Linked DNA regions of Mus musculus: region 2 is linked to region 1. The links are chromatin loops, found by intact Hi-C in ENCODE. Cell type or tissue: left cerebral cortex. All regions are shown on one strand. Links, peaks and the distances in the headings refer to the core of each region. The heading gives the core; the rest is flanking DNA.

Evidence for each region. Peaks named below come from ENCODE experiments on the same cell type or tissue, not always from the same donor. Only the 100,000 strongest peaks of a DNase experiment are listed, where the experiment ranks them.
Region 2: a loop joins it to region 1, with 8 times the contacts of the local background. A loop is called at or near these places in 2 of 42 quality-filtered maps.

The regions. Positions count from the first base shown.
Region 1 is chrX:6,252,201-6,267,805 of GRCm38, reverse strand. No RefSeq gene overlaps it. Among named protein-coding and RNA genes, the nearest start is that of Gm46685, 25 kb to the right of the region's middle. In left cerebral cortex, for the core only: a CTCF peak has its summit at 6,162 (motif pointing left); DNase peaks (open chromatin) are centred at 6,151 and 9,144.
Region 2 is chrX:7,399,711-7,415,315 of GRCm38, reverse strand. It overlaps 2010204K13Rik (RIKEN cDNA 2010204K13 gene), which reads left to right. Exons shown (of 2, transcript NR_027924.1): 2 at 2,784-3,499. Among named protein-coding and RNA genes, the nearest start is that of 2010204K13Rik, 15 kb to the left of the region's middle. In left cerebral cortex, for the core only: no CTCF peak of the experiment used is centred there; a DNase peak (open chromatin) is centred at 10,169.

The DNA of each region.
Region 1 (15,605 bases), core at 2,705-10,704:
GGAATCATTTCATTGCTATGTTTCTTTAGTGGAATAATAGTATTTGTCTTTTTCCTAGGCCTATGACCCATCTAATCTCATGTCAAATAGGCTTTATGTCATGGAATGGGACTAAATTCCAATTTAAAAAGCGAGTAGTTTGTTATTCCCATAAAAGGCCACCAATTTTGGTGGGGAATTCAGTCAAAGAAGTAGAAAGGATACTGTTATGGACTCAATATTTTATTTAAATTTATATGTCCAAGCTCCTTGCTTCCCACATTGTGACAGTATTGGCAGATAGAGACTTTGAGCAGTGATTAGAAACAGGTTAGATCATGATGGTAGCGAACTCATGATGGAATTAGTGGCCTTATTACAAAAGGGATGGAACAGAAGGGAGGACAAGGTGAAGTTCATATTGCTTTTAGGAAGTGTGGCCTTCTGGTAGAGTAGTAGTTCTCAGCCTTCCTAAAACTTTAACCCTTTAATACAGTTCTGCATGTGGTAATACCAAACCATAAATTTATTTTTATTGCTACTTTACAACTGTAATGTTGCTACTGTTATGAATTATAATGTTAATATCTGATATGCAACCCCCAAAACTTCCATAATAGTGGTGACTCATAGATTGAGAGCCACTGCATGAGAACATGATGTACTTACCATGGGCAACATCTTAAAGAAAACTAATTCTTCCTCTACTGGTATATATTAATTGCTAATAGCTCTGTGGCAGTTTGAATGAAAATGAGCCCTATAGGTTCATGTTTAAATATTTGGTCCTCAGTTGGTAGAACTGTTTGGGAAGGATTAAGAGGTGTGGTCTTATGGGAGGAGCTGTGTCACTGGAAGTAAGTTTTGAGATTTCAAAATTCCATTCCATTTGCAATTAGCTTACTCTGCCTCCTACTGACTGATAAGGATTTAAAATTTTCAACTATTGCTCCAGTGCCATGCCTGCTATGTGGCCATGCTCCCTGCCATGATAGTCCTAGACTCTGTGAGCTGTAAGCATCAAATAAGCTTTTTCTTGTATAAGTTTCCTGGTCATCCCATCACAGCAATAGAATAGAACTAAGGCAAGCTCTTTGCTAAAGTTCATTTTTATAAAAATCACTTTTATTTCATTGAGTTTTATGTTTATCATTAAACTGGTATCACTGAATACTCATTATTGTAACTTTGACATCACAGAGTAAGAACCTTCTCAACTATTCTCTTTATCAACTTTATTCTATATAATCTTGGTCCCTTGAATTTTCTTATACTTTAAGGATTCCTTTGTTAATTTCTTCAAAGAAACAAGCTAACACTGTTATAGGATTTCCATTTAACCCTTAAATCACTTTGGAGAATATTAGCATACTAACAGTATTACATTTCCCACCAAGTTGAATTCTCATTTTAAAAAAATTCATACAGCAAATTTTGGTCATATTCTTTTTCCTTTCCCAGTTCCTCCCACATCACTCTCCATCTTCCTGCCAACCCAAAATTATATTCTTTCTCTTTAAAAAAACCAAACAAACATGGAGTCCTATTTATGTTCACCAGCTATTCATGAGTATGAGACATACCCTGGAGTGTGATACACCTAGTGTCACTTCACTGGGGGGAAAAAAAACTATTTTTCCATCTTTCAGATGGTATTAATTACAACTAGCTTCTTGGCTAGTGATAGAACTTTGTACCTACTTCTATTCCCCCATCCATAGGATTTTGTTGAAACTTGAGCTTATGCCAATCTTGTATATGCTGACACAGTCTTTATGAGCTCATATGTGAATTGGTTTTGTGTCTGAAAGACAGTTTCTTTGAAGTCATCTATCACTTGTGGCTCTTACAATCTTTCCACCCCCTCTGCCATATAAATTCCTGATCCTTGAGAAAAGGAATGTGATATAAACATATCATCTAGGGCCAAGCACACCAAAATATCTCACTCTCTTCATGTTATCTATTTGTGGATTTTTGGGTTATTATCATCTACTACAAAAAGATGCTTCTCTGTGTGAGGACTGAGTGAAGTGCCAATCTGTAGTAGTATGTTAGTAGGGGCCATTTTATTGATATGTCAATTTAGCAGAATAATAGTAATAAGTTTTCCCTATGGCTCATGACATATTAGGTTGAGGTTCTTGGCTTCATTAACAGCCCCAGATATTTATGGGTTCATGATCCAAGCCTCAAAATCCATCAAAAACGTCTTGTTACTCCTGTAACTTTCATACCTCTATTGTACCAGTAGCCATACCTTGTAGGCAAGTCCCTGTTGTAAGTAGGTCATACAGTTTGTAGTTAGGTGAGGTTGACTAATGAATATTTTTCCCTCCAGTAATATGCATAATGCTTTGTACCACTATGAACCTTAGCCAGTAGAGCCAAAGCTTCCAGTTGAGTATCAGTTAGGTTTCTCCATGCTTGATGGCATAAGTACAAGATGTCTTCTGCAATAGGTAGGATCTTACTGTCAGATTGTGAAGGATAATTCATATCACTGGCAATAGTCTGTAAAAAAAAATAGTCTGTAATGTTTGTGGTAAAGGATCTTTGGACCCATTTGGTCAATTTGATTTAAAAAATATGTAACCCATTCCTAGAATGGGCAGTTTATTTGATAGCATATAATGTCTAGTTGGGGTATTGTCATCCTCTTATATGATACCTCGATTTAAGATCATTTTGTATATGTATATATTTTAGGACTTTTTATTAATTCATGTATTTTCAAAAATTTTCTCTCAACAGTTTTTATAGTTTGGGGTACATAAATCCTGAAATTTTAGTTGAAGTACTGGACTTTCAGAAGACAGAATTGTAGAAAACACAATATTATCAGGCCCATATGATCTAGTATAATATGTTGAGTTGATTGTTCTGTGGACACAACTGGTGTCTTGGACACAGTATGAATTTTTTGTTTCATCCTGGCTCTATGACATCAGGATGATTACTCATTGCCACATTCTTCTCTTTTTAAAAATGAATATCATACTGCCTCATAGAGTTGTTGAGGAATTTTTAGATGAAGAAATAAATGACTGTGGAGCTGCTGAGGCATATTAAGCAACAAAACTATTGATTTCTATTTCCCTTTCCATTCCTAGTCATTATTCCCAAGGGAGGAGGGTGATTCAGGTGGCAGTGGTGGTAGTTGCTTCTCATTACAGGGATCCTTGGACATACTAGACAAGCTATTTACTACCAAGTTTTACCCCCAACTTCAGACATTTTTCTTGTATAAAATTAGATGGGCTATGACAGTTTGCAACTACACACCAATATACTTCTCATAAAGAAACAATGAAAAAGTGTAATGTTACCTTTACAGCAAAAAGTGGGTGAATAAAAACATACAGAAGTTGCCAAATTGAATTCCAAAGTGGTTGTACAAGTTTGCACTCCCCTCAGCAATGGAGGAATGTTCCCTTTGCCCCACATCCTCTCCAGCATGAGCGATCACTTGAGTACATGAGATATGTTCTTCTAGCTGGGCTGCCTTGCCTGACTTTAGTGGGAGAAGATGTGCCTAGTCTCACAGAGACTTGATGTGCCAGGGTTGGGGGGGGGATACCCAGGAGGCCCCCACCTGCTAAGAGGAGGGGGTGACTGAGATTGGGACAGTGAGAAGGATGTAAAGTGAATAAGTAAAAACATTAATAATAAATGTGTTAATTAGATAAAATGAATTTTATACACTCAAAGGAGATGAAAACACATTTTAATCTATGGCTTTTAATATTAAGCAAAAGCTATCTTAGTTTTCTAAAATCAAAACCATACAGAAACAAAATCCTCTAAGTCTTAAAGAATATAGGTATGTAATAGCCATTGGAATTGTGGAAGCCTTGGGAGAGTATTAGTATTAGGGTACTTGCTTATTTCTAATATACCCTGAGGTTCAGATAGCTCTCCAGCAGACCTGCGAAATTTATACCTTTTCTAAATAACTCATAGGTTTCAGTGTGCTTTAACCAATAATACAGTCTAGGAACTAACTGGGAAAAAAATCACAGATGGAACTGAAAAACTTATGAAGCATGCCTTTCAAGGCAGCTAGGCCAAACCAACTTCATGGTCCACTGCAAAGGACCATGACCTAACCTCAGTAGCCTCTTGTGAGACATCTGAGGGAATTTCTGCTTTCATCTGTCACCTACAGGTGAGCATTTATTTGATCGTTGAATACGAATCTGTCTATAGGGCCTACCATAGAGGCCCTAGTGATATAGGAAGGAAAAAGGCAAACATGTCTGCTCGTGAGGGGCTTGTTCATTTACTGCACAGCATGCCTTTGGGTACGATTGCCTTTAGAATTATATAGTTTTACTTAAAATTTGAGACTCAAAATAGCCTTGGTTTATCTGCAGCATCCAGCATGGCTCTAGGGACAGACTTGACTGTGGCATCCAGGGGATGAAGAAAAATCAGATAGATACCAGGACAGGAATCTGGGATTGAGTGGTCTGGGCTCTCAGCTGGAGAGATTGAGGCACACTTGAAGCTCATTGTGTTTATTATATATAGTTGAGCAGGGAGACAGGATTATTGTATGCATCTGGATAAGAAATCAGGGTTATTGCATAGAGATAAAAGAGGAAGCAGGGCTTATATTATACAGCTGTATCAATGGGGACATGTCTATTTAATCTTTGCAGGAGCAGTCTCTGTAGGGAACAGATGTTACACTGTAAATATCCAGTGGTGCGGTTAGAAGCAATATTCAGGCTGTAAAGATCCCGTGGGAGGAAGCTCTTGTGGACATTTTCTGCACACACTGTCAATACTTGCATTCGGTCCTCTAGGAAGGTTATGGCATCCCTCTGAGCCTGAGACATATCCATGTTGACAGCACAGACCCACTCTGGACTTCATTGACCCATGGCTTTCTCCACTTCCCAAATTTACCCCCAAGCAAAACAAAGGTAACATTAACTTCCCCATGGAAGGTGACTCTGAACTACAACTTATCTATTGCAAAGGGCTATTGGGGATGGCCCCTCTCTTAATACTTGTGAGAGAAGATGCAGGAGTAGATAGGAGATGCCAAACAATTTGTCTCAGGGTTTCTATTGCTGTGACAAAACACCATGATGAAAAAACAAGTTGGATGGGAAAGGGTTTATTGGGTTATACTTTCACATCACAAGGAAGTCAGGACAGGAACTCAAACAGGGCAAGGACCTGGAGGCAGGAGCTGATGTGAGGTCACAGAGGGGTGCTTCTAATGGCTTGCTTCTCATAGCTTCCCCATCCTGCTTTCTTATAGACCCTGGAACCACCAGTCCAGGGTGGCATCTCCCTTGCCAGGGCCCTCCTATATCAATTGTTAACCAAGAAAGTGCCCTAGAGGCTTCTCCAGAGGGCAATATTATGAGGGAATTTCCTCAACTGATGGACCTTCTTCTAAAATGATACTACCTTGTGTCAAGGTACATAAAACTAGTCAGCACGAACACCAGCACAAGGGCCAGGTGACCTCACTGAGAACTCTACGACTGAGATGGCCTTCTTGAAATCCAGCTAGGGATAAGGTTTGTATGCTTCCTAATGTGACAGTCATTGCATACATGAAGCTGTGCGACTTCACACTTGTACATGACTGCTCTTTTTCAGTGAATGGAAATTTCCAAAAGGCAGTCTCTTCACAGCACTTCTAGCAGCCAAGGGACCCAGTCCTTCTGTTCCTGAGGGGATGGACTATGCAGTGCAGAAAGACTGGACTTGGGTCTTTGAGACCATGTCCAACTCACACATCTCGTACTCTAAGATTAGAGGGTACTTTAGAATCCAGCCTCTTCTGCCAACCACATATCCTAAGTGTAGAGAATGTCCCTGATGCAGAACAGTCGTGGGGTGCTACCTCCACCGTGGCCACTCGGTGCCTCAAATACCCAGAGGACTTTGACTGACAGGCCTAATTGATCTATTTCATTTTAGGCTTCTACTGGAACCTTGTAGCTTCTGTGGAGACTCCAAGCGTAGGGACCTAAAGTAGATGTCAAATATTTTATCTCCACCACACTCTTCCAAAGATATTAAATAGCTGCTCCTGCATCCTGTGTGAATAGTCTGCAGAGCCAAACCTGGGAGTTGATCAGAGATTTATGAAGGATGCAGGCAAAGAGCTGCTTCCTCTAGGACACACAGTGCATGGGATTATGCTGCCACCTGGTGGCCACACTGCTGAAATGCCAGATAGAAGCCACAGCCTTATGTTTGGGTTGACAAAGTACATCCCCAGTACAGGAAGTCATCTTTAATGTGGGATTCCCTTTTACCCATAGAAATAAGGAAAACATTTTAAAGTTTTAGTTCAGGATATATTCAAAATGTGTCCTTTCCTATAGATTAGTTTTTGGACCACAAGTCAGATGTAGTCTCTTGAAGAAGTCTTTCTAAGAGCAGTCAGCACTTTCTTAACCTGAGTGGCCTTGATATAGTGTGTATGCCATTAACATGTGTAGAGAGTGGAGGAGGCCCTGAGTGAATGTGTGTTGTTGACATGAGTACAGTCACATCAAGTACCCCAATGCCATAAGCCCAAGAAAATTGGCAAAACCTTCCTTGTGTCAGGCTCAGGGGCATGGAAAAACCTGTCTTTTTTTTTTTTTTTTACATTTTTTATTAGATATTTTTTCTTCATTTACATTTCAAATGTTATCCCGAAAGTCCCCTATACCCTCTCCACACCCTGCTTCCCTACCCACCCACTCCCACTTCTTGGCCCTGGTGTTCCCCTGTACTGGGGCATATAAAGTTTGCGAGACCAAGGGGCCTCTCTTCCCAGTGATGGCCGACTAGGCCATCTTCTGCTACATATGCAGCTAGACACATGAGTTCTGGGGTACTGGTTAGTTCATAATGTTGTTCCACCTATAGGGTTGCAGACCCCTTTAGCTCCTTGGGTACTTTCTCTAGCTCCTCCATTGGGGGCCCTGTGTTCCATCCAATAGCTGACTGTGAGCATCCACTTCTGTGTTTGCTAGGCCCTGGCATAGCCTCACAAGAGACAGCTATATCAGGGTCCTTTCAGCAAAATCTTGCTGGAATATGCAATAGTGTCTGGGCTTTGTGGCAGTTTATGGGATGGATCCCCCGGTGGAAAAGTCTAGGGATGGTCCATCCTTTCGCCTCAGCTCCAAACTTTGTCTCTGTAACTCCTTCCATGGGTATTTTGTTCCCTGTTCTAAGGAGGAATGAAGTATCCGTGCATTGGTCTTCCTTCTTCTTGATTTTCTTGTGTTTTGCAAATTGTATCTTGAGTATTCTAAGTTTCTGGGCTAATATCCACTTATCAGTGAGTGCATTTCAAGTGAATTCTTTTGTGAATGTGTTACCTCACTCAGGATGATGCCCTCCAGGTCCATCCATTTGCCTAGGAATTTCATAAATTCATTCTTTTTAATAGCTGAGTAGTACTCCATTGTGTAAATGTACCACATTTTCTGTATCCATTCCTCTGTTGAGGGGCATCTGGGTTCTTTCCAGCGTATGGCTATTATAAATAAGGCTGCTATGAACATAGTGGAGCATGTGTCCTTCTTACCGGTTGGGACATCTTCTGGATATATGCCCAGGAGAGGTATTGCTGGATCTTCCGGTAGTACTATGTCCAATTTTCTGAGGAACCTCCAGACTGATTTCCAGAGTGGTTGTACAAGCTTGCAATCCCACCAACAATGGAGGAGTGTTCCTCTTTGTCCACATCCTCGCCAGTATCTGCTGTCACCTGAATTTTTGATCTTAGCCATTCTGACTGGTGTGAGGTGGAATCTCAGGGTTGTTTTGATGGCAAAACCTTTCTAAAAGGTGGATCTGCGAATATTGACCATGTTAGCAGAGACTTTCATCTCAGTTTCCTCCTCTAGGATGACTGCAGCCTGAGGTCCTAACAGAGATCTCCTATGGAGATTGGCTAAAGGCACCTCCCTTTTCAATGGCGTAAGATAAACCCGCCTCCTGAATTCACATTCATAGTCAATGGGCAGAGTTTGCGTGTTACTGCTGCAGATGGTGCTCTACATTCAGCCCCATGTCCCCATACACACACAATCAAAAAACAAAGCATAGAAAACATCTCATTATGGAAGCTGTAGTATGTCAAAGTGTGTCCCAGAGTATATCCCTCTGTCCACACATCTTCACTTGCAAATGTTCATTGCAATGAGTCTTCTGTGACATCCTCATCAGGACTCCCCCTGGTTATCTTGTTGTTGCCCTGTGTCATGGAGATCCTGCAGCTTTGGATGAACAGGACTGGCCCTTCATATGTCCCAGCAGTTCTTAGATTATATAGATTTGGGGGTGGGCCAACTCAGAGCCCTCAGTTTGGGTCTGGGTGATAACTGGGTGGTCAGGGTGTCAGATCCCAGAGAATCCTAAGTTACCTCTGACAAATCTTATTTATTTATTTATTAGCATTTAGACAGGATCTCACTATAGAATCATGCTGGTCTGGAACTCACTATGTAGACCAGGCTGATTGCCTTAAATTCACAAAGATCCACTTGTCTGTGACTCAAGTGTGTTGATATTAGGGGCGAGTGACATCACAACCATAGACTCTACCTTTTAATGCCATCTCATCAGTGAGTTGAACATCAACTGTGGACTGTGAAAGATCATGAATACTCTGTCTATAATACTCCATTGCATGCACCAAGACTGTCTCATGTACCAGCATTCTGGGTTCTGGGTAAGTATTGCCTTTGTACCCCATAGCATTCCAGTGTCTGAAGGTGCTTGCTGTTCTCAGGAGCCAGGTATGGATTCTTTGTCCACCCTCAATTCTTCTCCTCTGGGACAGGGGAATACTGGTGGGTGAGATGGTGACATATCAGAGACAGACACCTGAGAACAACAGAATATGAAGGAGTACTGGAAAGAGTGCAGTTGTGTGAGTGAGTTGTAACTGAAAAGCAAGGGCTGGGAGGAGGATGTCTCTTCAGATACAGTGGTGCAGATCACTGGCATCCCAGTTCATCCATCCTGGCTTCAGTTACTCCCCTGTCCTTATCGGGGTAGGGTTCCTGCTGATCTCTGACACAGTAGAGGGTGTTCAGGAAATCATACATCCTATTGTTCACTGTAGTAGCCTGATTGTTGGCAACTGCAGAGCTGTCACTATGGCTACCAGGAGATTATTTTCTATTAGGAGAACAGTGACTCATGCGTGAGTAGTGAATACTGTAGCTGTCAGTGGGGACATCATGTTTCATATGGGAACGCTGGCAGTCAAGATTTGCCTCTGGGATCCGGATATTGCTGTCTAGCTAACAAGCTGTCATAGGCTGGTGTACACAGAATAGACAAATATATAGTGAACTGTGAACAGTGTTGTTCACATGAGTGAAGGACCCCAGGAAGATCTCAAGTTCTGGGGCATTAATGCTGTCTTGGTAAATTAGGAATCCAGTGCTAGGACTGGATCACAGATTCTCCTAACAGACTGTAGTGAAACACTTGCTTTCATCCTTTGGACAGTAGTTGAGTAGTCAGTGATGATACTGCAGTAGAGCAAAAATATGTCCTACATTTTGGATAAGGGTTTCCAGTGATATTGCAGGATGAAATGGAGGTTTATGGAAATGAGCACACAGGCTAAGGCCATTGGAAAATGCAGAGAATACACAATGGAAAACATAATACCAATAGCTAAAGCAATGGGGTTAAACTGTGGTAGTATCAGTGAATGAAGATGTGAAGGGGGAAATAGCTGTTATGTGGCAAGACTTTTCCTGGGAGACACCACATGTGTCTTTATACTCCAGATAGGAATCCTGTATCAGACCAAAGTAGGAATAGTACCAAAGTCCAACCTGGCTTAGCTATGAATTTATTGGGGTTACTTACATGAATATGGGTGAGGGGTTCCTTACAGGAGCAAAAATGTCTAAAACATACAGCTGCTTTCACAAATCACAGTCCACCAGACTTCTCACAAAAGTGGGGGGTGGATACCCGAGAACACTTCCAGCCTACAGGCAGCTCAAAGACTTGGAGACTGTCCTTTCCAAGTGACTCGGTTGGTCTAAACATCTTCCTGACAGCTTGGCTGATCTAGCTTCTTCTGGGCAGTTGGTCTGGTTTCAGAGTCTTCTTTGCTGGTAGGTTGTCTGAAAGCCACTCACATCAGTCTTTTTGTTATACTTTTGGGAGGGAGGGAGGGAGGGAGGGAGAGGCCTAGTGAATCTGGCCAGTTTCAGGAACTTCCTCTTATTATTTGGGGTTATTTATCTTCTGGTTTTAACTCCACTGCAGGATGGAATGTTCCAATATTTGAGGAAACTGCTATACAAAAAGATCCGAGACATGTTTGGATTGAGGCATGAACCAAAGATACAGACCACACAGAAGCTAGAAGGACAAGTAGGTAGTGACGTGGGAGATTGGCTAGATGGTTGTCTTCTGAAGTGTTTTAGAGCTAAGGCAAAAGAGGGGAAAGGGAAATTTGGAGCAGGATGTGGAGAGCAAGAGAAGGGCAGGGATACTTGCCACGCAGCTGGCGATAGGTATCTGTCTCTACAGGGATGTTTTTCTTATAAAGGGGTTTGGGGGTTGGAAAACCTGTTCTTTCTTGATTGTGGGGTAGTACTGAAGAGGCAGAAAGCAGCAGGACGGATTCCATCTTGTCTTCTAAACTCTATTTTAAGCTGCTGTCACTGGAGTGATATGACTTCTACCCTTAAGGTCTGAGAAAAATCACGAAATGTCCCTGACAGTAGCAAAATAGACACAGTAGCTGTAGCTAACTGGTAACAGCAGAGTGGGCTAAGAAAGCATAAGTCTTTCCCAGGTCAAGATCCCTCTTTTTAGATGTGAGTTCTTCCCTTGTGATCTGAACAAATGCTAGCAGTTTGAAGGTTAACATTCCTTTACCCATTACCCAATCATGTAATGCCAAGCCTTGAGAGCCCCAGCTTGCAAACTTTTCCTAATATAAACCCTAAACCCCTAGAGCCAAGTGTCACTCTCCTAACCTGTTGTGCAGGGAAGGTTTGTGACCCAAGCTTGAGCTTAAATAAAGAATCTTATGTGCTTGCATCCAAGTTATGGTTCCTGGTGGTTGGTCTCTTTGGGGTTTTTGAAATCTGGGCACAACAGTGCTATTTACACACATTGTTTACAGAAGAGAAAAATGTATGGATTTGAAATTATACTTCAGTGAAAATAAAGTCAGCACCATCTCAAAATACATATTTATTGGCAAAATCAATAAGATATATAAGTTGTCTTTGAGTAGAAAGTAATTCAATTAAATAAGAGCAAAAGAATGGGGTGAATAAGTAATATTCCATGTCACTTGATTGGAAGTCTGCAGATTTAAATTCCATTTATTCCTCCTGAGTTGGTCCCTATATTCAACACTATATACAAGAACTATTTTGTGACAATGCCTGGTCTATATTTTTATAAAAATTAACTGTCAAAGCAAAGGAATATACACTTGACAAAGAGCAAGATCAGGCGCACAACATGTCAAAGACCCAATTTGTGGTGTCTGTGCCCCTGCAGGCCAGGGGAAACTGCCTTTTACAGTTAGTTCCAAAACATAGGGCTTCTCCTTTGTATCACCAGCCTGATTGAGCCTGGATTTTAAAAGACAGCTAAATCTTTTGAAAGATGACTGAAGACTATGCATGTTCATGTTCATATGCGTGTTCATATTTCATTTAGATTTTATAAGTGCAGTCTTTCACTGTAATAAAAAGACCATGTACAACATTTATCCAATTATTTCAAAATTTCAGTGGAATGGCAGAGATTTTAGAAATACAGCTTAGGTGACTCAAGAAAATATAGAACTATGAACTGACTAATAGCAATCAGAATAAATGAACAATAAAAATTATTTCCCCCAAGGAGTCCAAAAGTAAAATGACCACCAAATCTCAATGAGCTCATCAAATCTTAAAGAAAACCAAGTGATACAGGAAAGAAGACTCGATTTACATTTGTAGCATATAGACAGAAATGACAACATGCATATTCCAGACAAATGAAGACAGGAGACCAGGTTAGCCAAACTCAGGGAAATAAATGAAAAATAATGATGAGAATTATTATTTTTATTTTTTTAATTAATATTTTTATTAGATATTTTCTTCACTTACATTTCAAATGCTATTCCCAAAGCCCCCTATGCCCTCCCCCCGCCCTGCTCCCCAACCCACCCACTCCTGCTTCCTGGCCCTGGTATTCCCCTGTACTGGGGCATATGATCCTCGCAAGAGCAAGGGCCTCTCCTCCCATTGATGGCCGACTAGGCCATCCTCTGCTACATATGCAACTAGAGACACAGCTCTGGGGAGAATTATTAGCTCAAAAACTCATTATCATGCAGATAAAGGGATATGTCATGGCCAAAGGCTGATCATTAATAAAATCATATCAAAACCGACTATGTTAGCCAAATATAACATGGAGATCATCTCAAGCAATAATAAATAATAAAAAGTGACAAATCTCAAGCTACCTTTAAATCTTAAGCTTTTCATATCCCTAAGAAGTGAAAGGAACTCTATATTCTCCACAAATTGCTAAAAAACCATAAGAAGGCTAAGATGCAGTTTGGTGGCAGAGCTTTGCCTGCATGCTCTAAGCACTGGGATCTAATTTCAACATCACCAGCAAACCAGCAAACAGAAATCCACAATACCATACAAAATAGTAAACTAGTAAAAGCTTTCCTTTTGAAACTGAGGAATTCCCTTTAACAATTCTTTTGTACATCTTAATTCAGTGGATGAGAAGATTAATGGAAGTATAAGGTTGCAGAAGAGAAACAAATTTGTTATTACTCATACTGTTGTTAATGACTTTGCTATAACAAAAATTCTACATTTAAGTTCTTAAAGTATGTTTTCTCAGTTGGGGATGTAGCTTAGTGGTAGCGTTGCTTACTATGTACAAGGTCCTGGGTTCAAATCCTAGCACTGGGAATAAAAACAAAACATGGCAACTGGATAATATATATGAATGAATGTGTGTATACATACAAATACACACATTTATATAACTGAGTATATATGAATACATATATATATATTTACATACATATGTAACTTGCAAACCTATTTATAGTTTTTAAAAGTAATGAAAAATGAATAATGTATTCTCACCAAAGTATCAAAAATAGGGGTGGGTCTAGTCAGGCATACATAGCAGATTCATCAGTATGCCTTTCACTCATAAAATTAAGCTATGATCCTGAGTAATAATGAGCTGAAAGAAAGTGCTAAATTATCCCTTAGTGCTGGTGGATAGAAGGAAGGAAATCCACTGTGGGAGATTAGATCCCTTACGGTACAAGGCATAATTGGCAGAGAAGCTGTATGAGCCAGGGTGCAGCTGATCCCAGTGGGGACAATTGAAAAAGCAGCTCTTAGGAGGGCTCAAAGTTAACAGGCTGCTGTTCTCTTGTTTGTCTGTTGAGAGGGCTGCTAATTACTTTCATACAGACATTACAATGTTGCCATGAAGGATCCTCTGTTCTGGACCAGTGGCTGTGGGGACATCAAATAGCTGCAAATCTTCATCAAGGAATCACTGTTACTGCTAGAAAGGGAAGACAGTCTCACCTTCTTTCTGTATCCCTCCACTGCCCTCTACTGGGGCAGTTTAATATTGTCCATGAAAAAAAGATGCTTAATTTAGTGTTTTCATAGAGTATGCAGTCAGAGCTGGGAGACAATAAATTGATGATTGATGCAAAATCACAAAATAAGTATAATGCAAAGGGTGGTAAACCTGTTCAGAGGCTCTGCTGTTGTAGGTTGAATGGTGCTTCTGTTTATGGCGTTCCTCAGAATGAGCCTTTTTGGAAATAGAAACATTTCAGCTCTAAGAACTTCAGGGGATCTAATTAGAATTGACCCTAGAGTTTTTGAAGATGAAGAATTAGAACACAGAGACAGACAAACTTGAAGGAAAGATCACAGGGAGAAATAGCCATCTATGTAGGAAACAAGGAGCAAGAAGCAAAACCAGTTCCCATCCACAACCCAGAAGGAACCAAGCCTGCTAAGATTTCATATTTCTAGCCTCCTGGACTTCAAGATAAACAACTCATGTCTTTTTCCTACTCAGTGATAGAGCTTTGTTACAGCAGACCAAGCAAGCTAAAACAAAATTTGCTACTCATAATTCGGGTACTAATGTAAAAAAAAAAAAATCAACTTAAGATATAGGTGCAAGTTGGAATTAGGTAAATCTGGAAGTATGGCAAGGCCTCAGGCCAGCTTGGGAAAATTTAGACACAAACAAACTGTGGCCAAAATTTAGCCCAGAGGCATAAGACGATTTTTCCTCAGAGCCTAGTGAAGAAACTGAATCCAGGAACACCTTGTTCTTACACGTATAGCCTCTGGCAAACAAACACGGATACCAATTTGATGTTCAAAAACAGAGAAATATCCTTTGTACATTAGTTGGGCAACAGTACTATAAAATGTCAGTTCTCTCTAAATTATTTTTTAAGATTCAATATATCCATCAAAATAATTATGTAATACAGCATTTGGCATAGTGGTTCTATAATAGCTTTTCTATTAGCAGTTTTCCTTTCAATGGTTTCAGTAACCTGCAGTCAACTGAAAAATATTACTTGGAAGGAAGGTTCTAGAAAAAATACAATGTTAAATCGAGTGCCATTCTAGGTTAGCAAGATGAGTTTTCATTATGGCTCATCATATCCAGGAAGTGAGTCATCTCCTTGTCCAGTGTCCTCATATTATGTGCTAACCAGCCTGGAGTTGCTCTGTAGCTATATTGGTCGTCACATTGCTCAGCACTGTGGTGAAGTGCCACACACATTACTTCCTGTGCAACCTCAAATGACACAAATGAATTGAATGATGTGGGGAGGAAATAATAATTACTCTGAGGCTCTCAACTCTTTTTGTCAAAATGTATACAGTTAAATGCATATAGGAAAAATCAAAATGTAAATTCACCCTCACGCATTGTTTTCTTCAGAATGTCAGTGTGCCTCATACTGTGACAAGGACTATATTACCTGCCATTAGAATGTGGTTGTTCTGAAACATTCATGAGATGGAAGTTTTGCAGCAATCAAACTGAAGAAATTACTGCTGTTCGCACCAAGATAAATGACTTTCACAAGTGTGAGCAAAAGTAGCATGTCAGCGGCAATAGAGTATGACCTCATGTGACAGCATTTAAGAGGGGACAAAGCCAGGGCATAGAGGGGTAGAAAACGATTGCACATGTATACACACACGCTGTGTCTGGGAGAGGACACACGAAAGGTCTGTGCGTTACAAAATGTCTGCCATTTAAACCAAGTGCTGCTTATGCCACTCTGTACCTTATAACTGAACTGTGCCGATGGTTTGTATCATATATTATAAATTACTAATACACATTTAATTATATCATTTGATTAAAAGCAAAAGTTTTGAATTAGATAGAAAAGCTAGTAGAGAAGAGCGAAAGCAGCATCCAAAAGGCCCTGGGTGCTATATCCTGACATACACATAGATATTATATACACTTTACACAAGGATGCATGTATAGAGCAAACTTGTACAGTAAACATCTTATGGTAACCATATAAAGTTGTTTGCTGTGATATGTTTTCTTCTTCAAACCATGGA
Region 2 (15,605 bases), core at 5,203-13,202, 1.1 Mb before region 1:
GAAAGCTGGAGTAAACTACATCTCCACGCATGGGGTGACCAGTTTCAAGTGTCAGGCAGTGAAGGTCACTTGCAAGGAGAGAGGCATCTTGCCTGACCGGCTCTCAGCAAAAAACTATGTCATATGTAGTTTACATTTCACTCGATCCGTAGTGTGTATCACCTCCCGGGTTTTTACCTGACAATGACTTCTACAGATAGACTCCCCAAATGCAGTGGTCCCCTACAAACAATCTGATAGAATTCTGATGTTTATGTCGAGAAATCAGATCAAACACAATGTAGCTTTGTGAGAGGACTAAGCCCACTTAACAGAGCATTTTGTTTTTGTTTTTGTTTTTGTTTTGAGACAGGGTTTCTCTGTATAGCCCTGGCTGTCCTGGAACTCACTTTGTAGACCAGGCTGGCCTCGAACTCAGAAATCCGCCTGCCTCTGCCTCCCATTAACAGAGCATTTTTAAGAAATGTTTCTTCTTTGTTTTGTTGGTGGGAGGATTACTGTAAAGTTATCAACTTCAATAAAATTAATTAATGATCCCGTTCTGAAGAGGGTATCCAGTAGTGGGTCGAGCATACATGTAGACAAGAAGGAGGAAAAGAAGTTGGAATGTCCCAGCAAGAGCAAGTAGAGGGGTTTGGGGGAACTGGGCAACTCCGTACTGGCGGAGCAGAAGCCAGGCTGTTGGAGAAATGATGTGGACAGTGAAGAAGAGGGGAGATGGGAAAGGAATCCTTGGGAGAAGAAATAACGTCTGAGGAATTTTTAGGTAGATTCTGCTGGGGCAGTTCCTCTAGGACATTTTCCCCTAGGAAATCTTTTTGCTGCCCTAGAATGTCCATATATCTGGTGGGAAAGGATTGTCTGTCTATAAGTGACTTTCAATGAGATCAAGATTTAAATCTGGAGAAAATCAGAGGCTGCAGGTCAAAAGAGAGACTCTCGTGTAAATGAGAGAGCATTGTTTGTATGAAAAGATCTAGTGTTCAGTCCAGTATGGTGGTGCACACCTTTAATCCCAGTACTCAGGAAGCAGAGGCAGCAGGTCCTTTGAGTTTGAGGCCACCCTGGTTTACATTTAGGGCCAATATCCAGACAATAGAAGAATACGTTTCTAATTTATTTTGAAGAGATATTGCTTCATGATAAGATCTGAAATTTTATTTCTAGCTATGATTTATTTGGAAGTCATTTATTTGAAAAAGAAGGGTAGCGTATCTGAGATGGCTCAGTCTCTAAGATTCACTTGCCATTGTATGGTGCGAGATGGTTGCTAGGAGCAGGTGCTTAGCAACAGATTATGGTTGTCGATGCTTACCACACTGCTTTCATGCAGGTGACTACTGGAGCACCAGAATTACTACATGACTCCCCCACCCCCAGACAATGGTTGTGCCATTTTAATAGTCTGTTTTTCTTTCTGCTTTATAAATGGGGGAAATACTGAGGTGGTCTAGAGAAAGTGGGGCATCCACTGGCAGGCAAGACTATTAAATGTGGTTTTACTGGGGAAGAATTAAACATCTATTGTTGTACCCCAATGAAGTTCTATCATTTTTTTCCTGACTTTTTTTTTGTTTTTTTGAGACAGGGTTTCTCTGTATAGTCCTGTAACTTGCTCTGTGAACCAGGCTAGCCTCGAACTCAGAAATCTGCCTGCCTCTGCTTCCTGAGTGCTGGGATTAAAGGCATGTGTCACCACTGCCAGGAGTTTTCATTTGTTCATTTGTTTGTTTTTGAGTTGTGTCATGATTTATCTGCTATGGGAGATAGTGCATTTGTTGTTACCTTAACTAGTATAGAGAAGTATCAGAGACATCCCTAAGCAATCATTAATTTCTTAATTCATGCCCTTGGATTTTGCTTCTCCAAACTTTCCAACTCTGAAACCCATTTCAGGAAAGCATGCAGAGAGTCTACTGGGGGGAAGAAGGGGACCAAAAGGAGGGGGCAGGCAAGCAGGAGAGGAGGACCAATAAAATCAAGTGTATGTGAAAACAAACACAATACGATCTACTGCTTTGTGCACTGGTTTTCAAAACCCAGTAACAGAAAGTAAAAGGTTGTAGAAACAATTCCTGGGTGGATGGCGGAGGACTACTTTACCAAGTTTGGTTAAGGTGTAATCCTATACTAGGCTCCAAGGGGGGGTTGTTTAGGAATTTGGGGGTTCGAAAATATTTGGTACAAATACATGGCTGATAAGAGGCTAGAAACTACAACCCAAAGGTAGCAAAGCAGCTGGGGTGAGTTGATGTAGAGACGAGGAAGGGCTGAATAGGCGCACATTCAGGGAACTGCTGTCTCTGCAGTTGTGCCTCATCTGTATGGTCTACCATTCTTTGCATACTTCTCTTTGGGCTGCCCAAGATCCTCACACTCTGATAGTTCTTTAGCTAACACCCACAAGTGTTGCAAACAAAGGCATTTTACCCAGGAGTGTGCATTTCACATTCTCTGAGTGATGGGTCACAGTCCATGGACTAGGGGTGGGGTGAGAATGTAAAGCAAGTCAGAAGCACGGGCTAGAAATTGCTCACTCTGAAGAGGACTCGCAGTCTGACTCTTCTCCAGTGCGGTGCAGTTTCAGATGACCCAAGGAGCTGAAGGATCTCTTTAACACTCTCAGGCCAGGTACTTTTGTGGTATGGTGAAGTTTTTGGTTTCTTCAAAACTACAAAAATGTTATGTGAATATGTTTTTGTTTCGATCTCAGGTGTGGGAGGATAGGGACTGCTTCAGACTGTTCACAGCAGCTAACTTTGATTTGTCTGGTGTTCTGGCAGGGGTGTGATTTTGCCAGCTGAAGGCAGTTTACATTCGGAGTTCCGCGGACTCTTCAGAGGCTGTAAAAATGCCGGAGTCACGAAAGCCTGCAAAGAGCTGTTGCTTGCCTTGCTGCTGCTGCTGCTACTGCCGTCCCTGCCCGTGCTGCAGCTGCTACTCCTGCTGCTGCTGCTGCTGCTTGTTGCTGATTGTTGCGGTTGCTGGTTGCTGTTTACTGTTTGCTGCCGGCTGGATTGCTGGATTGCTGATTGCCAGTCGGCGAAATCCTGGCGATGAAGATCCAACTTGCCCCAAGAAACAAGACGACCCTAAGAAGTAGTCTAATGATTTCAATACGCCCTTTCCCCCTCTGACCTTTCTCTCTTACCTTATGCTGGGGGATTGGAAGGGTGGCAGAAAAAAGAACCCAATAAAGTAGCCAAAAGTAAAGTTACTTTGTGGCTTATTATTCTTGTTCTTTCAGTGTCTTTCTAAAAATAATCTATACATTTTATTTGTTCCCTTCACTCTTTCCTTCTTTTAGACCTAATACTTGGGTGTTAAGCAAAGAATAGTGAGGGTTTTTTTTTCTAGATTGTTTTTATTCTGATATGAAAGATGCTATGTATAATTAAAAGCAAACTTTATTGAGAGTAGGGACTCAAATTACCCAGAGAAAGGAGTTTCTCCATTAGCACAGAATAAACTTCTTTCATCTATGGTTTGTGGGTCATGCAAAAGTATATGTGTTCATTATTGAGTGTTCTTCAAAGTAAGAGCGAGTTGTTGGAAGGGAGACTATATTGGTGTCTATAAGGACTTGATTTTGATTAGCACATAAATCAAATTTCAGTTGCATATAGCAAATTACTGTAGTTATTATAACATCATATACATTTAACACAAATAATTTGTTGTTTTCAAAGTCATTGGGAGGTTTAAAAGAGGAGGCATTAGGCTTGGGACAGTTAAAAAAAAACGGTCACAGCAGGAGGACACTTCTGCCACCACTGGGAAGCAGGACGTTTCTCTCCTGACAGCTGTGTGCAGGATCAAATAATCTAAACCTAAACCCGAGATTAGGGATCTTCTGCGGCAGCTTTTGGTTTGAGAAGCGTTCTCTCTCGGCTGTGCTACAGAGTGGTGGGAACCGGCTCCGTTGCATCTGTTGTCTCAGAACCACAGTGGCAAGATGGAAGGCACTCCTATCGCCACGTTTCTCCCTACTTGACTGCATTTTGAAAGGTAATTTTCACATGAGTATATCTGATTAGCAGAACCTAAATTACATACATTTTCTTCTTTCAGAGAAGTAATAGAGCCTTTGGCTTTCTAGCCTCTATTATAATGGGAGGCACATTATAAATGATCAGAAAAGATGTTTATCAAGCCAATTATGGAGTTTGCAACCAATTATTGCCTGCCTAGAAAGTGGCTTGCATCCCTGACCCTGACACACTGAGACCAGTCTTTCATGATGCAAAACGGGTCCAAATTAGATAAAAGCTTCAATTTTGAAGCAAAGCAAAACCATAATATCCCTGGACTGAGAAGCACTGTGCTTAATAAACCCTGCCCTGCTGGAAGTGATAGAGGCAATCACAAATGTAACAAGCCTAGGTACAGAGAGCGAGGGAACATTTCTGAGAAAGAAAGTAACATTTGAAAATATAAATTCTGAGAAAAAAAGTGCAATAACAAGTTGAGAAACCCATTAGGTGCATTTTAAAGCATAAAAAATAATTTGCAGGCTGTATTGCATTTACCATGTTTGTCTGTGGTGGAGACAGAGGAACGAGACTCCAGATGAGCGATATAACAAAGAACACAGAATAGCTGAGGGTGGTGGTGCACACATCTGTAAGCCCAGTATTTCAGAAATGGAGGCAGGAGAATCATGGTCTGAGACAAGCCTTAGTTATGTGAGATCGCCTTCCTCCATCCCCTCACACACACACACACCCCACAGTGGCATACAGCTCTACAGCTGTGGCTGGGCAGGAAGATCGTGAATTGGCAGCTGCATGGTTCAAATAGCAAAAGTGCTACAAAGTGTGACAACAAGGATGAAACTTGAGGACATTATGCTAATTCTAAGACAGATACAGTATGATTCCCCTCATATGTGGAGTGTAAAATAATCAGAATTGAGCAGAGTAAATAGTAGTTGACTGAGGCTGGGACAGAGGCAGAAATGTGAAGCTGCTATTCAGGGTGGGTATTATTTCACAGGGCAACAGGAATAAGTTTTAGAGATCCACTGTGTAGCATTGTGCCTTTAATTACCAGCCCTATAGTGGACATTTAAAAACCGTTCTTACCACAAAAGAAACTTCTAAACTGAGTTGGGATAATTAACTTTATGGAAATTAGATTTACAATCAAAAAGAATGATAAATCACCCCCAATTTTGAAATACACACGATTATCAACATATCTAAACATAAATGGCTTTCAAAGCTTCAAACATGCCACACAAGGTTAAAAATCTAATCAAGTATCTCCAAGTGAACTCTAGTAACATTCCATACCCTCAGTTTTGACACAAGATCATATGGCATCAAAGTAATACCATAGACTAATAAAAAGCGGTGCCAATGAAAAGCTTATCGAATGGGAAAAATGTACAATGCAAAAGTATTGAAATGCTTTTAAAATCTCACAAGCAGGAAAAGAATAGTAGCAAAATTGTTACTCAGAGACAGAAACCGTAGCTGTGGGCATTTATTTTCAGTCCATGTACAAATTCAAAAAGGTTAGTGAAAAATGTAAAAATCAAAGAGACAAAAATCATACTACTTACCCTCAAATGAAATCGAAATAAAATACTTTTAAAAACTGGGCTGCCTTGTTTGGCCTCAGTGGAAGAGGATATGACCGATCCTACAGTGCCAAGGTGGGTTGGTATATGGGGGTGGGGGGCTCCCCTTTCTCAAAGAAGAGGAGAGGGAGATGGGGAAGGGGTCATGGGGAAGGCCCTGGGAGGAGAGGGGTGACTTCAATCAGGATGTAAAGTGAGTAAATAAATAAATAAATAAATAAAATAAATAGGAGAAAAAACCTACAAGAAGAATATTTGTTTACAGGTTTTGAAGCATTACAAGAAAAGAACTCTCTCAAACTGGCTTCAAAGGTGTTCAAATTTACTGAAGGAGTTTATTGATCAGAAATATTTTGTTTAATATAATTTAAATTTTCCATACATTTACATATGTTTCCTAATGGCTACACTGAAAAAAATATATTTTTAATAATCCCCCTGTAGCTTCTTCAAACTGAGGTTCTCATATTGACCTTCCTACCATTAAATAACTGCCCCTGCTCCCAGCAAGGCTCAGTAGAGTTTCCAGCAATGTCTTCCATAACAGAGGAATGGTGCCATGAATGCACCACGACTGTGATAGGATGCAAAAGACCTGCATAGATTCAAGCCAGGAAAAAAAAAAACCAAAAAAAAAAAAAAAAAAACCCAAAAAAACCAAAAAAAACCCAAAAAGCAAACAAACAAACAAAAAACCCCAAAAACAAAACCAGCACGGAGAGGGAAGGTGGGCACAAAGTCCAACCCATAACAAAGAAACTATTTGCAATTAGTGCTTGCTGGGAGAAAGAAAATCCGTTTTCTCCAGTGGAATGACACTGGGCACATCAGCCACACTCCAGGGAAGGACTCGTTCGTGCTCAGTACTAGCTGACTAACCCAAAATGGATTCCGTATTTTTGTGTGCATTTTGTTGTTATGGTTTGTTGGGTTTTGTGTAGTTTTCTTTCTTTCTTTTTCTTTTTGAGCAAGAGGGAAAAAACACGGAGGTGTGTGTGTAGGGAGGTAGGGAGGATGTGGGAGGACTTGGGGGAACAGAAAGAATATTACCAAAATGTATTGAAAAAAATTAAAAATAATAAACGTCTACTAAAAAAGAAGTTGGACATATAGGAAAAAATAACACGAAATGAGAATGGACAGAAATCATGACCTACTGTTTTAAATGGAATTTTCCTCTAAGCTCTAAGTTGTAAGTTTTGACCAGAAATTTTCTTGCTTGGCCTGTGGAAAGCAATCTTGTTGAAGATATGGCAACAGAAAAAACAAAACAAAACTATATTTTCCTTGTTTTGAGCTCAAAATGCACATGCCTGCTGCTCTGCATGAAATGTGGGATTTCAGTCACTCCTCTGTGGGAGGTCACCTATTGCTTCACAGCAAAGGACTTTTACGCAGATGGCTGTTTCTAGCCTGGGGGCTGTCATTCGTTGTGCTAATATACCTTTGAGCCTTTTTTTGTTTTGCAACTTTGTCTTCATACTTCGTTATGGAAAAAAAAATGATTGTAGAGAGCAGCATAACAAGCTATTGTGTACAAATAACTCAGCTTCAATGTTAGGAAGGCATGATCTACTTTCTTTGAGTAATTTATCCACCTATCTATACTATACCACACCCTCACTGTGCAATTGCTCTTAGTCAATTCATAGACCTACATTCTATTCAACAGCTGTCTTGAAAACTGACATATTCTTTTAAAATGAACTCATCACTTTATTATAAGCCTAAGGTATCAACATGCATCCCATAATGTTCAAAGTTTCCTATTGTATAAAATGGTTTTGTAGGGAGTTTTTTTGTTTTTGAAATTATGATCTGTACAAAGCTCAAATGTGGCACAGCCACGTTCCAAATCTATCAGGTTTCCTATTCATCTTTTTTTTTTGACAATTTAAAATGTTTTATATGTGTGTGTGTGTGTGTGTGTGTGTGTGTATGAGTGTCTGTGTATGAGTCTGTGTCTCTCTGTGTCTGTGGGTGTGTGTGTGTATGTCTGTGTGAGTGTAAGTGTGTGTTACATATGTATAGGTCCATGGAGGACAGAACAGGACACTGGGTCATCTGCAGCTAGAGTCATAAGCAGTTAGGAGCTGCCCCTTATGGATTCTGGTAAATAGACTTGGTTCCTCTGGAAGAGCAGAAAGTACTCTTCGCAGCTGAGCCATCTCCAGCCATCCTTTCTTATCTCTGTTCCTGTGATCCCCTCTCCCCTTCTGCTCCCAATAAGGCCCCCTCTCACATTGAATTTGCTTTGTTTTGTTTACAGATTTAACTAATCTCAGTAGGAGCTGTCTCTGAAGGGACGCAGTCTTCCGGCTATAACTATCTGGGGAGAGAGCTGTGATGGACATTTTCTCACGGACTATCAGTAGCCTTATATGGACCAGAGGCTTTGCCATCCCTCTGAACTTCACCCCAGGGGGGGGGAGGCAATGCCATTTTCCCATGGGTCTGAGGCTCTGATCCTTGACATGGCTGGTTCATATCAACAACTCGCAATTTACCCAGGACTGCACACACTCAGGGCTTCCACTGCTTCCCATGGGATCCCATGAGCCCCTTCCTGATCCTCAGGTGACAGGCTCAGTCCTCTGAACATGCTCCGTGCATGAACTCCAGTTGCTGTGAATTAGTGACTGCAATGGCTGTGTCACAGCCAGGAGATGGCATTTTACAGTTCCTTTCCTTGTTTTCTGGCTTGTGCATTCTTTCCGCTCCCTTTTCTGCAATGTTCCCTGAACCTTGCCTTAGAGGGAGTGGTATACCCTATTTAAGGATGAACACTCAACTGTGTCTTATTCTCAGCATTGTAAGAGGCTATAAGTCTATGTTCACTGACAGTCACTGCAAAGAGAAGCTGCTTCTAGGAGGGCTGAGAGTAGCATTTGCCTATGGGTGAAAACACAAATATGGAGAAGGCAGTTTGGTGCCATGTCAATTCAGCAAAACAACAGTAGTAAGTGCTCCCCCAACCCTGACCATCCATATGTTTGTGATCCAGTTCAGTAACAGGCCTGTATATCCTCCTGTCAAGTGCAAATCCAATCCAAGGGCCTTTAGTTACCTTCATAACAGTCTGGCCACTGTTGTGCTACTGGCACATCTTGTATAGAAGCAGGTTGGCGTTTGTGGTGGTTTGAAAGAAAAGTGTCTCCCAAAGGCTCAGGTATCTGAACACCTACCTGGTGATGCCGGCTGGGATGGTTATGGAACCATTAGGAGGTAGAGTCTTGTTGGAGAAGGTACAACAATGGAAGAAGGCTTTACGGCTTCACAGTCTTACTGTACTTCCTGTTTGCTGTCTCTGCTATGTGTTTGAGGTTGAATATGTCTGTACTCTCTCATCTTTCTACACCACCTACCTTACTGCCCTACCTCCCTCAGCACATGAACACTCTGTCTGGAACTGCAGGTTCCAATCAATTCTTTCTACATATAAGTTGCCCTAGTCATGGTATTTTATCAGAGCAACAAAAAATAACTAATATAGCATTGTAGTTTATAGGGTTGACAGGTGATTAAGACTGTTGATGGACTGTCTCTCTCAGAAGGCTGAATAGTACCTTCAAGCAGTATGAAAACTAGTCAGGAGGGGAGAAGATTCTAGAACATTTTCAGCTTGATTTCTCTATAGCTTGCAACTAACATGTATGGTATCTTCAGCAACATGGCCTTAGCATCCAGTTTTGTGGGCAACCAAAAGTAATGGCGAGAGCCTTTATATTTTTGAGCGGGGACTTCTGGGGCCTTCCTGACCAAGAACTCATAAGGAGGCATCCCAGAGTGGTAAAGCCATTTTCTTTAAAAATGGCTTCTAGGAGCATCATTATTCATCCATGTATGACATTTCCCTTATAATTCTTTTTTTAAAGTTATATTTCTTAATTGGCTAACAAAGTAGCAGCTTTCCTGTTCTGGTTGTTTTCTTTTTCTTTTAAAACTTGACACAGCTAGAGTTATTTCGGAAGAGGAACCACAATTGAGCAAATGTCACCAGATTGTCTGTAGGCAAGATGTTTTTATCATTAATGATTGATGTGGGAGGGTCCTGCAAGATCACCACTCAGCCGATGATCAGGGTATACAGGAAAGTTAACCAAGCAAAGCAGTAAGCTACATCTCTTCCTGACCTCTACTGCTCTCCCTGCCTCCAGGTCCCTGCCTTGATTTCACTCAGTGTGACCAGAGAGTTATAAGACGAAACAAACTCGTTCTTCCCCATGTTGCTTTTGGTCATGGTGTCTTATCACAGCAAAAGAAGGCATTGTTGTTTATTTATATTTTTGCGTGGATGACTCACCTCTTGGTGAGAGATAGTGTACTGGCTGGTTTTGTGTGTCAATTTGACACAGGCTGGAGTTATCACAGAGAAAGGAGCTTCAGTTGGGGAAGTGCCTCCATGAGAGCCAGCTGTGGGGCATTTTCTCAATTAGTGATCAAGTGGGGAGGCCCCTTGTGGGTGGTGCCATCACTGGGCTGGTAGTCTTGGGTTCTATAAGAAAGCAAACTGAGCAAGGCAGAGGAAGCAATCCAGTAAGTAACATCACTCCATGGCTTCTGCATCATCTCCTGCTTTCTGATTTGCTTGAGTTCCAGTACTGACTTCCATCAGTGATGAAGAGCGGTTTGGAGGTGTAAGCTGAATAAACCCTTTCCTCCCCAGCTTGCTTCTTGGTCATGATGTTTTGTGCAGGAATAGAAACCCTGACTAAGACAGATTGGAATTACCCACCATTATTGTATGAAAGCCAATCTTTATTTCTAGTAACTTCCCCACATCATACTATAGATAAAACACTAAGTATGCAGAACAAATAAAGAGTAGTGCAAGCTGAATACTGAAAACTGCAAGAAAGAAATATTAAGTCACATATAAATCTGTCAGAATAGAAGCATATTTCTCAGCACACACTCTAAAATCTAAGAGGGTATGGAACAATATATCTCAAAGTCCTGAAAGATAACTTCTAACACAAATTACTAAGCCTATCAAATCTCTACTTAATAAGTGAAGGAAGAAAACCACGTGATGATAAACACAAACCAAAGGAATGGATGACCACTAAGCTATTGAGAATGCAGTAAAACCTATTAAAAAACAATGACCTCCCAACTCCAATACCTTGAGAGATAAAGGAATGAGGGTAGTATAGTGTATACTAGAATATTAACTCCTAAACGCAGCAATGGAAAGAAAGCAAGCTGAGCAAGAGCAGTTATCAGCTTTAGAACAATATAGCAGACAGAAATGAAAAGAAACCAAACAAAGAATGAAGGAGATAAGGCAGCTCAAGCGAAGGAGAAGTGAGGGAGGAGGGAGGAGAATGAATACAAACAGATAACCCGAAACAATTCCAGCACTTGGGAGGCTGACGCTGGGGAGATTAGGGCCCCAGGCTAACCTCTGCCCCATATTGAGAGCCTGTTTGGGGTGGGAAAGGTGCACACAGGACAAATTTGATTTACAAAATCAGATATTAAATACAGGGAAAAGTGGAGAAAATGAACAGGAGGAAAAATGAAGCATGCCAGCCTGTATCGCTGTTTCTCCTTATTTAATATCTGATTTTGTGAGATGAATTTGCCCTGGGTGCACCTTTCCCATCCCCAACAAGCCTGTAATTCTAGCATTCGGGGATGTGGAGGGAGAGGATCAGAAGGTCATGGCCATCTTTGGATACACATGAAATCTGAAGTCCTCGTGGCCTTGTCTAAAAAAAAATGGCCATACAAAATGAATAAAAAATATGTGTATATTTCAACTGTGTTGTCTGGTTTAATCAGTTAGAACTAAGTCTCTATCAAAGGCCCATAGTCAAAGAAAGAAAATCAAACAAAGAAGAAAAATGAAATGAGAGTACAAATAAAGAACTTTTAATGAAAAATAGCTGGATGTGTTGAGGCATGTCTGTAATTCTAGTACTTCAGAGATGTAGTCAGGTGGATCGCCATGAGTTCAAGACCAGCCTAGTTTACATAGTTAGCTCTAGGGTAGCCAGGGCTATATATGAAGACCTTGTCTCAAAACAACAAACAAACAAACAAACAACCCTGAAAACCATCCCCCAAACCAAAACCAAACCAAACCAAACCAAACCAAACCAAACCAAACCAAAAAAACCCCAAACAACAACAGCAGCAGCAGCAGCAACAACAACAACAGAACCCAAACCCAAACTTTTAATTAAAAATAAGAAGGCAAAGTCTTGTTTCCCATCCTACTCACTTGTAACAGGGAGTGAAGAGGGGCATAGGTTTTTTATACCACCTTGTTTTTCTTTTTCTGGTTATTTGGATTGTTGCCTACCAGAGAACAGAACCTTTGCATATGTTGCCCTGCCTTTTGAAAGCCAGAATCATTGTGTTTATAAGGTTTCTTCTTCCAGCAAACCTTCTCCCCGGTCATGGACTACTGATGAATTACTCAGTACCTGGGTTATCCCCTGTGAGGATCTCTTCTGACCGGCAGCTGTTGAGTGACATAGTCCTCACATGCCACGAGATCACCTGTGTTTTTTTTAACAGTAGTACAATTGATGTGAGCTTAGACCTTCCAAGAAGTAGCTAACAAGATGGCAGCAGATGCATATGAATTGTTTGGGGCACAGGTGTATAGGTGACAGAGAATGAAGTACATACATTACAATCCAATTCTCATACCTATGAGGGACAGGGGAAAAGGAAGTAGTCTCAGTCTGTAACAAAGTTAAAAGGAATATTGAGCCAGAAAATCGGTGTTCCCACAACTGCAAAGAAATGGAATCAAGGCTGGAGAGATGGCTCAGTGGTCCTGAGTTCAATACCCAGCAACCACATGGTGGCTCACAACCATCTGTAGTAGGATCTGATGCCCTCTTCTGGTGTGTCTGAGGATAGCAACAGTGTACTCATACATTAAATAAATTAAATAAATAAATAAAAAATAAATAAATAAACAAATCTTAAAAAAAAAAGAAATGGAATCAGTCTGGATGTCCATCAATTAATGAATGGATAATGAAAATGTGGCAATATATGCAGTGGAATTTTATTCCTACATAAAGAAAAGTGAAATCATGAAATTTGCATGAAAATGGATGGAAATGGAATATATCGTATTAAGTAAGATAGCTCAGGCCAGGAAGACAAACACTGCATGCTTTTTTTTTCCATACTAGGAGCCTAGCTTCTAACTTTTGAACATGTGCATTTATGGAGAAGTGAGTGTGTATAGATCTAGGAAAGTAGAGGCCCACAAGGTGAGGCAAAAACATATACATGATACAAAGTGGAAGGGAGATAATTGGGAGTGAGACGGTTCAAGTGAGATAAGGAAGAGAAGAGGGTAGAGAAACTTCAACCAAAAGGAATATAGACAATTGTTACTACTGTAGCTCACCCACTTAGAGCTACATGGTAAGATCCTATTGCTGAAGACACTACATGTGTTGGTCACAGAGCATAGAGAATTCAAGCTAGAACCAAGCTAGTAGTCCTTTCTTCTGGCCAGCTCTTATCATTCTAGGAGATGCTCTATGGGCTTCTGGAAGAGAACTACCATCAATAATTTTACTCAGCTGTGGGCCCGGTGTCCAGCAATAGTCTACGATACAGGCAAGATGAGCACCATGGGATTATACAGTGGTCTAACAGTGGGAATTCTGTTATGGGGGTAACCAAACACTTTCTAATTGGATTTGAGGCCCATGCCTGGGGAAGTCCTGAGCTCTAGTTGGGAAGCTACGGTTGTTGCTTTGCTAAATGAACAATGATGTGCCTGTCAAATTGCCTTCTAAATAGTACTGCAATTATCTTTGTTCAGAGAAGTTTCTTTTTGCACTTCTCGGTGACTAACACAGAGACTTAAAGCTGGCCAAAATGTTGAGAATAAGGGACAGCTGAATTCTCAACCATAAATAGAACATTTATATCAACCCTTTTAAGGCTCAGGAAACATAGCAGCTAGAAAGCCAGAGGAAAGGTGGGACCCAGGTATGAAATAATGATTTCTGGGCATGCCACAGCTTTGCATGTTGCTCTTGAGCTCACAGCAGCTGTTATTAGCTGTGTGAGAGCTACAGAAGGCTGGGCCATAAACTCCATAGTTGATGCTGGGGAGGAAAGACGTCTCCTTCAGTGGTGCCTGTACTCCTGTAAACAATCTCTCCTCCATGCTCCTTTAAACAGCTTTAATGAAACCCACGGGGTCACACATATATAATAGAAAGGAAAATATGAGAAGGTGTAGTTGGGAAGAGGAAGAGGATTAGCAAAGAGTGGGATGGGGACAAGAGAGAGCAATGCATGTATGCATGGAATACGATAAAATACATCATATACAGGCATACAAATGTTTAATGAAACTCATGAGCACATTTAATTAATTTATGCTGCTAAAATGGTTTAAAATCAGTTGTAACTGTGAAACTATGCCTTACTTTTGACTTCCATTCTTGGCTCCACAAGTATATTAGAGCCTCCTTAAAATGTCAGTCAGGTCTCAATATGTATGTTTCTTACTTTTTCAGTCTCGTAAACCCAAAAGGAAGGGCTGAAGAGATGGTTCAGTGGTTAAGAGCACTGCCTGCTGCTCTTCCAGAGGTCCTGAGTTCAATTCCAGGCAACTACATGGTGGCTCACAACCATCTGTAATGGGATCTGGTGCCCTCTTCTGGTGTCTCTAAAGAGACAATGTTACTCATATATACAAAATAAATAAATCTTAAAAAAAAAAAACGCAAAAGGAAAAGCTTTGAGCCCAGGTTTAGCATTAAGCCTTAGACAGTTCAGCCTTTAGGTCAGATCCACTACTTGACAGTGTCTACAGGAGTGGAGATGTGAGGTATGTGATCTGTGGCGTTTGCTATTTATTAGGCCATTTATGAGTTTCAAGAACCCTCTTGCTTCAGAGCTCAAATATCCTGAGTGTTTCCAGGGTCAAGGGCATCTCCTCTCATTGTTAGAATAACCTCAATTTAACTATTGAACTACCACCACGAAAGGCCAATTTTGAGGTGTGTTTGGGAATTTCTTTTAAGTGAACTGAAAGCTGTTCCTAAAGTTGTTGGTTTGGGACGATTATAGAAAGCATGCTGGACAAATTGAAGCAGGATTTCGTCTCCATAGTCATTTCTCTCTCTCCATTATCCAGTTTATGACAGCATCATGGTTGTTCTAAAATGTTTATTGTACTAAAACATGTGTGGCCTCTGATCTGGTTTTATTGGACTCTGCAGTACCTGCGAAGATGGCCTTACTTTGTCTTTGTGCTGAAGGTGAGGTTATGAACGGGCCTTTATCAAATATGACTGCTTTCAAAAGAAGAGATACATAGACATACATATAGGGAGAATGCCATATGACAACAGAAGCAGAGCTGAACTTGATGTGTCCACAAACCCAGAATGCCTGGGACTTCCCCAGACACCAGAATCTAAGAGAAATGCACAGAACAAATTGCTGCAGCTTCCAGAGAGCTCATAGTCTATGACCAGCTTCCGTTTCCGGTCTCCAGAATGAAGAATAACTTTCCATTGTTTAAAGCCGTCATGTTTGTGACATTTCCTCCCACAGAAGACCTAAGAAACTAAGAGATTCTCTCTCTGCAGTGTATATACGTGCATGCATGTGCAGGTGTAGATGCATGTTTGTGCACATGTGTGTGGAGGACAGAAGTTCATGTTACTTATAGAAAAAGGTCATCATAAAAGTATAACTTGATTTCTCCTGTGGTCAGTAGGTAGTTAGCTCCTAAGATTAGTCATAGTAATGATGATAAATAAATAAGACAGATCAATCAATATCTATGTAGCGATTTCTGTGGAGACAATGGAGGCTTTCCCAACTATTTTCCCACTCAATAAATGGTCATAGGTTAGTGCCCATGCAGAGGGCTTTACAGAGCATTCGAATGATCAAATTGAACCAGAAACAACAGAACAACTTGATTTCTGAATAATCATACAGGAAAGCTTGTGCATGAGCCCTGGTACTAGCTCTGTTTTAGAGGTGACACTCTCTCAGTATTTCCCCTATTTCT